Regions from separate parts of the Homo sapiens genome. Here all the other regions are linked to region 1. A link is a contact called in ENCODE Hi-C or POLR2A ChIA-PET data. All regions are on one chromosome and are shown on one strand. The core of a region is the stretch at or near the end of the contact, and the rest is flanking DNA. Distances in the headings are between cores, read along the strand shown. Region 1 holds the start of SKA1 (spindle and kinetochore associated complex subunit 1). Region 2 holds the start of ELAC1 (elaC ribonuclease Z 1). Region 3 holds the start of SMAD4 (SMAD family member 4).

Region 1 (2,952 bases), core at 147-2,646:
ACCATTGTGTTACACTTGCCTAAGGTATTCAGTACAGTCACATGCTATACGGGTTTGTTGCCTAGGAGCAATAGGCTATATAGCCTAGATATGTAGTAGGCTATACCATCTAGGTTTGTGTACATTTACGTACATTCTATGATGTGATGTTTGCACAACGACAAAATCATGTAACGCTTTTGTCAGAACACATCTCCATCATTAAGGAACGCATGACTGTATCTCTATTTAGCTGTAGAACCATGGATGCCACATAACCTTCAAATCTCACCATTGGCCTATGTGTCTCAGAAAAACATAAGTAAATAATTCTAATGAATATTCAGTTCATTGTTCAATGTACCTTACATTTTTAGTATCCTCCACAATATTCAAAATGACATTGGACTATTTAAAAAATCGTTATGCAAAAATCTAAAATTACCTAAGATGCAGTCACTTAACCAAGCAAAGATATCATTCAGAGTGGAATAATCAAAATGCATTTTGTATATACAAAGTCAGTGGAATCTGTTTTACTTACCACAGTTTCTTAATGATAAGGTTTTCTTAATATTGCCAATCTTTTCATTAACATGAGAGCATAATTGTTCCAGATCTGACGAGGCCATCCTTTAAGCCTCTGAAGAAAAAAACATAAACATATTCGTAACAAGAAAAGCCACACAAATTTCTGTTCACTTTCGAAATCCAAGAATGGTCAATGTCAAGTAAATCACATGTCTTTGAAGGTTAAGCACAAAAATTCAAGAGCAATTTCTTTCATTTCTACAACATTCAGTTTCTAACCACGGTACCGTACTGACTTGTCTTAGAGCCTTAGGCCATCGATGGATCCCAAACCAGGGGAAAGAGGATAAGCCTGGGTCCTTTCCTTAAGGATTCAGGAGGACAAACGCACTATTTGTATATAAAGACAACATTGGTATTTTCTTTAAACACGCAAAATAAGGACACATTTTTTAAAAATGTGTTACACTGTCAAAGAAATGGGCCCAGGTAATCATTTTTCCTGTGCTGTGAGGGGTTGGGGCTTTACAGTTTGGGATCGGTAAGGAGGCCGAGAAATGGGAAAGAACCAGTTTCCCACCCACTCCGCCGGTGAGAGAGAAGGGGAGGGTCTAAAGCATCCAACCCAGCCTCCAGCCCCGTCCTCCCCCAAGCCCGGCGCGGTCCGCGGCCCCCAGCTGCCAAGCAGCTACCTCGGGCGCTTCCAAAGGCAGGGTCCCCAACACACAGACTCCAACCTCAAGTCCGTCCGGGAGCAAAAGGCTACTCGCCGCTGGGTCTCCAGCTGCGGATACCGCAGTCTCCGTTGGAAGCCCAGGATGGTGAGACGGGACTCTGTAAGCAAAATTCAAACCGCCCGCCGCGCCCTAGCGCAGCGCAGGCGCACATCCATGCTTCCGAAGCGCAGGCTCAGCCGCTGTTCCCGGTTTGCGTCATCCGGGGCCACAGCTGGGCGGGAAGGAGGGGTGGCCGAGCCGGGGAAAGGCGGGGCGACGGCGAAGGCGGGGCTTCCGGACGAAAGGGTAACCCGGAGGTGCTCTTTCCGCGCTAACCAGTCTGGGGAGATTTCAGCAGGTCATGCAGTCTTGACCGCAGCCCAGCCAGGGACCTGGCGTCACCAAGTCCTGGTCTTTGACATTTGCTGCACCTTAGAGTCACCAGGGGCAGCTATTACAAGTCTCAGTGCCTAGAGTACACCCCAAGTCGGTGAAATCAGACACTGGGGAAATGAGGCACAAGCCTTAGTATTTATAAAAACACCCCAGAAAATTCCAAAGAGCAGCTAAGTTTGTGTGGAAGAAACAGTGACCCTGTCTTCTGGGTCTTAGACAGCCTCTGTAAGTGTTCCCGGGCCAAACCAGGGGTTGGGCTGCTTATTCTCATGATGAACTGGGAAAGAAGAGTTTATTTCGGTAACCGGGTACAGGGAAAAGGCCTGGAAAATATCGCCAAATCGATTCAAAATTACAAAGTTTTCCAGAGCTTATATACCTTCTAAACTATCTGTCTACATGTAAGTGTGCATGTGTGTAAAGACGTAAATGATTAACTGTTTCTAATCTATAACTAAGATCAGTCCTAAGGAAGGTCTTTATTTAAGTAAATTTACTTAATCTAGATGGCTGCAGGTGCCAGAGGTGATTACCCTTATCTTGTCTCCTGCTAAATCATGAAGGTTTGGGCAGTTCCTTCAGACCCCCGATAAACTTGTTTGTGGAGGTCTGGGGGAGTTTCTTCAGACCCCCAATAAAAACTTGTTTAATCTTGAACAGGTCCTGTTAAGAATTCCTTCTTTATTTTCTCATGCTTCAAGGACCAGGAAAGGCCTGGGCAAAACTCTTGGTGGGCTTTTGTTACATACCAGCCTTTCTATAAAGACACTGGCTCTTTCAGCTTTTAATATTTAACTTAACTAGTGCTGAAACAGTGGTTACGGAGGCCTGTCTGTTCAGCTGTTAGTGAGACCTGGCCTGCCACTTAAGAGCAAATATAAATTTAAAATAAGAAAAACAAAAGTTTAATTCTCCCTGTTGAAAAGGAGGGAAAAGCACCCAAGGCTGGAGTGGTGGCACCGCCAGGTTCTGTCCATCCCTTGGCTCCACTGCGCTATTATTATGCACTTGGACCTTCAGGCTGCCAGCCCCTGTCCTCAGGTCTTTCTCCCAGGCAGCAGAAACGAGCAAGAGGCATGTGTAATAGGCTTAACTGCCAACAGAACCAGCACTTTGAGAGCGTTGTGCTGGAAGCCACACCCAGTGGCTTCCATCTGCTTCTCACTGGTCACTCCCATCTGCGAAGGAGACTGAAAAAAATCTTTTGTAAAAAATGTAATCTGGACAGTTACTTTCACTCATGTCCGTATGAAGAGACCACCAAACTGGCCTTTGTGTGAGCAACAAGGCTGTTTATTTCACCTGAGTGCAGGCGGGCTGAGTCCGAAAA
Region 2 (3,162 bases), core at 285-2,784, 590 kb before region 1:
CCAAAAGGTGATATTCTCTCATTTCTTTTGCATGTATTTGCTGGCATTCCCTGGTCAATTGTTACCCTACGGTGCTACTTGTACATAAAAGGTCCACAAAGAGAGGCAAGATGCTATCTAACTCCTGGTATGATACAATGTGAAAAACACAGTAATCCCCCATTAAGTTCTCTTGCCAAAAAATCGAACCTGACCTGAACAAGTCTGCAGGTCTAAATACCTGCTTATTAAAGGATACCAGAGATGGAAAAAGCAAAATCCTGGTTGTAGAAAACGTGAACCGTACAAATGACTTGTTCAAGTAAAATACAGGGAACAAAATAAAGAGCAAGAGAAAAAGATTAAGAGAGATCTAAGAGACATCAACCAAATATAACGTGTGTAGATTGTTTGGATACTGATTTGGACAAACTGGGTAAGAGGAAAGAGACAACTAGGAAAATGTAAATGCTGACTGGATAGTAGAGGGTAAAATGAAGTGCTAAGTACACTGATAATGGCTTTATGTTTTAAAAAGGTGTTATTGTGTTTTATAAACATGAACAAGGTAACAGATGGAATGGTACATTTCAGATTTGCTTCAAAATACTACAGTGGGGGAGAGGGTAACAGATGAAACAGAATTGATCATGAATTGGGAGTTCAGTTACTATTCAATTTTCATATATGACTTGAAGGTTTCCATAATAATTTTAAAACAAATATAATGAAAACCCTCCAAATAGGTCGGGAAGTAATCAGAAATTATTTAATCAATGGTGCATGTTTTGGGACATGCACCATTCTAGGCACTAGGAATTAAATGCGAGCAAACCAGATTAGGTCCCTGTCTTCTTGGAAAAAAAACAAAACAAAAACCCAGCTGCTTGCTTTCTCAAGACTGTGATCCACGTTCGGCGAAGTGCATATTCCAGTCGTGATCACAGTACTGTCATTTCACTCTGGGCCCGTGGATCTCGGTCCTGGCCGCAGATCACAATTCCCCGGTGATGATGGGGCATCAGCATTTGGAGGCTTCCCAAGCGATTCTACTGGTTGCCGGGTTGAGAACCGGCGCTCCTTCGTTTTCAGGCAGGCAGTGTCAACCCTGCAATCACCCTGTGGTGTGCCTAGGGCAGATATCGCTGTCCTCCATCTTAGAGCTGAAAGAACCGAGGCCGGGCGGCAGAGAGTAAGAGGCCAAGGCACAGGCAGGGCCAGAGGCCAGATTTCCGGCCTCCAGAGAGCCCAGGCTCCCCCACGAGACCGTGTTGGCCTCGAAAAAGGCTGGGTGGGCGGCGGCGCCGGGCGGCCGAGGCTCCGGCCCGCCGAGACTCCGGCCCGGGGCGGTGAACGAGGCGCGTCCTCGCTCCCGGGCGCTCCCCAGGCTTAGGTCCCCAGCGCCGGGCCGTGCCTGATCGAGCCGGCGAGTCCCGAGGAAGCGCGCCCGCCCCCCTCTGGTATGCCCTACCGCACTCACCCTCTCCCCGAGGCCCGCGCCAGGAGCCGAGGGAGGCGCAGGCCCGCACCCTGGCCCAGCTGTCCGCGGGGCTACAATGCGCCCGGGCGGAAGTGCGCCGCCGGCCGGGTCCCGCGCGGCCGCTCTAGGATGCGAGGGAGGTCCGCGCTCGGTGGCGCCCGCGCGGGACCTGGCTCTGGGCGCGCTTCCGGGCTCCCCCCGGGCCGCGAGGGCAGTGATTGAGTTTCCCTCTTTCCCAGGTCGCTGTGTGTCAGGTGGTAGCTATCGCCCTGAGGACCAGAGCGGGATAAACCAAAAGGGAAAAAGTTACTCTTCTTTTGTTTTCCGTGTAATATTTTCCACATAAGAGTGTTCTTCCTGATGTTTTGCTCATACATATGTGTCATTTTTGGTCTTTGGTTGGGATGAATCTTTACTGTCTTTCATCCACTAAGATCCTTTGCCTGACCATGCACCTTCATAAAGCCCCGTCCATATTCCATTTTCCTACTCTAGGTTGGAATATTTGCTTAACATCTGAAGCTGATTGTGCCATACTCACTCCAAGCCTTGGTGTTCTCTTAGGTAGCGGACGTGGGATTGAAAAACCCAGGCTGGCTGTATACAGAACGGGCACGTGGCGATTACAGACCACAGGGAAAAACTCCTTCAGTTTGAATAACAACTTTTAAAAAAAGTATTTCAAGCTCCTGTGTACTGCCAGATGCACTGATTTCGTGCTCAGCGTACTTGAGGTGGTCAAAATATCCAGCAGCTGGCCGGGCGCCGTGGCTCACACCTGTAATCCCATCACTTTGGGAGGCCAAGACGAGCGGATTGCCTGAGCTCAGGAGTTCGAGACCAACCTGGCCAACATGGCAAACCTCGTCTCTACTAAAAATACAAAAAAAAAAAAAAATTAGCCGGTCATGGTGGCACACGCCTGTAGTCCCAGCTACTCGGGAGGCTGAGGCATGAGAATCGCTTGAACCCAGGAGGTGCAGGTTGCGGTGAGCCAAGATCGCACCACTGCATTCCAGCCTGGGCGACAGAGCGAGACTCTGTTAAAAAAAAAAAAAAAAAAAAAAAAAAAAATCCAGCAGCTTCAAAATAGGAATCGGAGTGGTGTTTCTTGAAACTACCAGGACAGAGAGACTGCCACTTGTTTAAAAATCATTAACTCATCTACTTCTACTTATTGGGCTCTTTTAACCTTTATTCCAGTATTAATGGAGCTCTGACTTTGTGGATAGTATTATTTTTGGGGCTGAGAGATTTTAAAAATTTGTCATGGTCCCTGGTTTTGGGTTTTTGTTTGTTTGTTTGTTTGTGACAGGGTCTCACTCTATCACCCAGGTTGGAGCGCAGTGGCGCGATCTCAGCTCACTGCAACCTCTTCCTCCTGGACTCAACCAATCCTCCCACCTCGGCCTCCCAAGTATCAGTAGCTGGGACTACAGGACTACAACCTCCCAAGTAGCTGGCACTACAGGCAAGCCACCACACCCAGCTATTTTTTTTTTTTTTTTTTTGTAAAGATGGGGTTTCACTGTGTTGCCCAGGCTGGTGTGAAACTCCTGAGGTCAAGCGATCCACCCGCCTCAGTGTCCCAAAGTGCTGGGATTACAGGCGCGAGCCACCGTGCCCTGCCGGTCCCTGGTTTTAAGGAGCCTACACTCAGTCAGGAAACAATCCACTTAAAAGGATATGGAAAAAGGGAGATC
Region 3 (3,300 bases), core at 330-2,829, 660 kb before region 1:
ATTCAAATGCCTTGTTCTAAATCTAATTACGAAATTACGCATTTTTTTTTTTTTGATACTAAATGGTTTTTGCCAGCAAAAAGGAGTGAACCTACTTCTTAAAACACCCGAGTAACCAAGCTGCTACTAAGACTAGAAGGATGCTAATTCTGGCAAAAGTCAAAGGTTACTAACAAAAATTAGCTAAGATTATATGTTTGCAGAAAGTCAATTCAGGGTAATTCCGCTATTATCCTGTTGTGTTTATTATTCCTAAATAACTGGCAATTCCACCTTAAACTACGGTGCAAAAACTAAATGCATTAAGAAACTAATTGGGAAATAAATGTGTTTTTTTAAATAAAAACAAACGTACTTAGGTTTTTGAAGGGAAACAGCTATCAATCTTCAACAGGGCTTTTTAAAGCCTCTGCACCAGCAAATAAACCTTTCAGGTTAACTAAACACACTTGTGTCTTTGAAAATCTAGTTTGAGAAATCCTAACAGCAGTTTGGGACAAGTGATGGAGCCACCGCCCTCCACCCTACACCAATTTCACTGTCAGTACATGCAGTGCTAACAGTAAGATCAGCTGTGTCTTTTATTAGGAAGCATGTTTTATTGGGGGCAAGGAGGGGTTCAGTTAGGTGCTAAGAATGTGTCCTGCATACCGCTGTCACTCTCAGTACTCAAAAAGTAAACATATCAAAGCCAGAAGCGTAAACTGGCATGACAAGACTAGGAAGAGAAAGTAGGGGACAAAGACAAAACAGAAATTGGCTGGAGAAAATAAATTTAGACAAACAATTTACAACTTTCACTTAGACCCTAAGGCAACACATTCCAGCCGACCCAACGCGCTCAGCCGGGGCGACCGTGAAACTACTGAGAACAACAAAGAGGAGCGGCGGCCGCGGCAGGAGTCCCGTCCGAGTTTAACTTGATTCTCCCACGAGCTGCAAGCGGAGCTGGGGGCCCGAGGGACGCGAGGCACCGCCGCCCGGCATTCAGCCGGCCCGCCCGGCCCGGCTCGTCAGGCCGCCGCGGTCGCCCTCCCAGAGGATTCCGCGCGCTCCCAGCCGCCGCCGCCGCCGCCGCCGTCGTCGGGAGCCCGCCCCGGGGCGGGGAAGCCACAGGCGGGGTGCGCGGGCCCGGCCGGGGGAAGGGGAGGGGACATGGCGCGGTTACCTGGGCTCGGGCGGTGGCGAGGGGAGTCCGCTCTCCCGCGCTGCTGGTCCGCGGACGCACCGGGCCCGTAGCTTTCCCCGGCGGCCCGGAGAGCTCCTCGGCCCCCGCCCCGAGGCGTCCCGGCCAGGCCGCCCCTCCTCAGCGCCGCGCCGCTGCCCGCGCGGGCCGGACCGCCTCGAGCTCCCGGGCCGCCCTGCGGCGGGGGGCCTCTCTCGCTGGGCGCCTGGCTCCCCTCACCCGCTCCCACCCCCTGGGCGGCCGCGGAGCCTAGGGGAGAGCAGGAAGGGCCTCCCGAGGAGAGCGGGAAGGCGCGAACGCAGGCTCCGCCACCCAAACCGCTCCGTTACCGCAGCGGCGACGACGACCAGGGCCGTGTTGTTGCTGCCAACTTGTCGAGAAGCCACTGAGCATGCGCGCGCGGGGACCACATCCGGGTAATTTCAGGGTTTGGCCCTTTTCCCCCGCAGCTTTCCTTTCTCCCGGCTGCCCCCGCCTCCCGCTCCGAGTGACGGGGAGGGTCGCTCTGCGCAGGCGCCTACAGGGCAGCGCCAGCCGGCGGGCGGCTCTGAATCTGGACCTGGGCCTGGGCCTCAGCGCGGGCGGAGGCGAAGGCCTGTTTGAGGGAGTGGTCGCCGGGGAAATTGGCATCTCGTTGCAAAAAAGTATCCAAGGAGCGCGGGAGAGCTCGGCGTAGAGTGGGCGTCCAGTAAGTGTTTATAAATAGCTATTAGCCCGGCCTTTGTTGTTTTTTTGTTTTGTTCTGTGTTGAGGACCTGCGTAGGCACAAAAATTGGCCTTCAACAGCCAGTCGACAGCTCTGGGGAGAAGGTGGCTAGGTTGTAGGAGTTCACTTCGGGAAGAAACAGACGCTGGCGGCACCTTCCTTCTCTTTCTGGCAGCCCCGAATCACGAGCCCCAGAGGTGTTTACACTCGAGAGACGCACAGGACAGTCAAGGAATCACATATTGAAGAGCCTTGCCAGGCGTTGCAAGTGTGAGTGGATTTTGTTGGAAGAGATGTAGGCGCACTCTCGGAGCTGGAGGCGAACTTCGAATCCTACGACACACCTGTTAACTAGGTTACCTGTTTGTTTGGTGGGGGAAGGCATAGGCTCTGCTTTTGACTTTATGCCTCTTTTATTTCACATTTTTTACAAGACGCATGCATTTCTTTTTCATTTAAAACGCATTAATGATTTATTTTCACCAACCAGGAACTACTTTTAGTCCCTCCAAAACCAATGATTAGCCAGTTCTAAAGTCATTTCTTAGGTCACGTCGCCCAGAAAATCTCTACACCCACCGTACGCCTTCGCCACTCATACTCAGTGCTTCATTCTATCCTCCACATCACCGCCTGGGCCATTCCCTCTTTGACCAGAAAGCCCCTAAAGCTCCAAACTGGTGTTCTCTTACCCCTGGGGTTTATGGAGACCAGTTTTAAGGGAATTCATTTCCACATCTTCCATTGCTATATATTCTATTTTCTAAACTTGCCCAGCTTGAGAAAGGAGCTGAGGACACAGCATCCCCTTTCAAAACTGTCCTCCCACCTTACAGAAGAAAGTCAAAATTCTCACCCACTACTAAGGTGCATGGGATCAATGCAGAACCTCCCCAGCAATCCAAAAGGGACAATTCAAAAATCGGTATCTATGCTGAGAAAGTAAATGACCTTAGTGAATGGATATTAAATTATTTTTCAAGTCAGATAGTTTTCAAATCTTTTCTGTCAACAAAACTGAAGGAAGATCTGTCAGCTGATAGATTACAAAACATGATTTGGTAACAGATCAATATGTGAATCTTAGGTAATATACCTCAGAAGAAGTTTTTAAGAAATTGAGACATTGTTATAACTAAACTTCTTCTATTCCGTCTGTATTAGTTACCTATTGCTGTATAACAATCTCACCACAAATATAGAAGCCTAAAACAACAAACATTTATGATCTTACAGATTCTCTGAGTCAGGATTCCAGGCATGGCTTAGCTGGGTCCTCTACAAAGTGAGGCTGGAACAAAGGATCTGCTTCCAAGTTCATGTGGTTGTTGGCACCATTCAGTTCCTTGCAGGCTACAGGACTGAGGGCCTTAGTCCTTTGCAGGCTGTTGGCTGGAGACCCCCTCTG

Evidence for each region. Hi-C counts contacts between places; a loop is a spot of excess contacts on that map. ChIA-PET counts read pairs that join two places held with the same protein, here RNA polymerase II (POLR2A). Pooled maps may share reads with other maps.
Region 2: a loop to region 1 is called in a map of dorsolateral prefrontal cortex, with 9 times the contacts of the local background. The contact joins the promoter of ELAC1 here to the promoter of SKA1 in region 1. A Hi-C loop is called at or near these places in 2 of 168 maps with a recorded cell type or tissue (dorsolateral prefrontal cortex and naive thymus-derived CD4-positive, alpha-beta T cell) and 13 of 50 pooled maps.
Region 3: a loop to region 1 is called in a map of ascending aorta, with 12 times the contacts of the local background. The contact joins the promoter of SMAD4 here to the promoter of SKA1 in region 1. A Hi-C loop is called at or near these places in 3 of 168 maps with a recorded cell type or tissue (ascending aorta and naive thymus-derived CD4-positive, alpha-beta T cell) and 17 of 50 pooled maps. POLR2A ChIA-PET finds 5 or more read pairs at or near these places in 1 of 52 experiments (HepG2).

The regions. Positions count from the first base shown.
Region 1 is chr18:50,373,490-50,376,441 of GRCh38, reverse strand. It overlaps SKA1 (spindle and kinetochore associated complex subunit 1), which reads right to left and starts at 1,396. Exons shown (of 7, transcript NM_145060.4): 1 at 1,248-1,396; 2 at 524-622. The coding sequence starts at 611. LOC105372114 (a long non-coding RNA gene) reads left to right here and starts at 1,564. Exons shown (of 3, transcript XR_935466.3): 1 at 1,564-1,847. RefSeq lists a silencer at 2,609-2,903.
Region 2 is chr18:50,966,412-50,969,573 of GRCh38, reverse strand. ELAC1 (elaC ribonuclease Z 1) reads right to left here and starts at 1,534. Exons shown (of 4, transcript NM_018696.3): 1 at 1,460-1,534. RefSeq lists a silencer at 1,207-1,696 and an enhancer at 1,847-1,906.
Region 3 is chr18:51,028,492-51,031,791 of GRCh38, reverse strand. It overlaps SMAD4 (SMAD family member 4), which reads right to left and starts at 1,579. Exons shown (of 12, transcript NM_005359.6): 1 at 1,169-1,579. LOC107985152 (a long non-coding RNA gene) reads left to right here and starts at 1,698. Exons shown (of 4, transcript XR_007066370.1): 1 at 1,698-1,874. RefSeq lists a silencer at 965-1,544 and enhancers at 1,350-1,968, 1,825-1,994.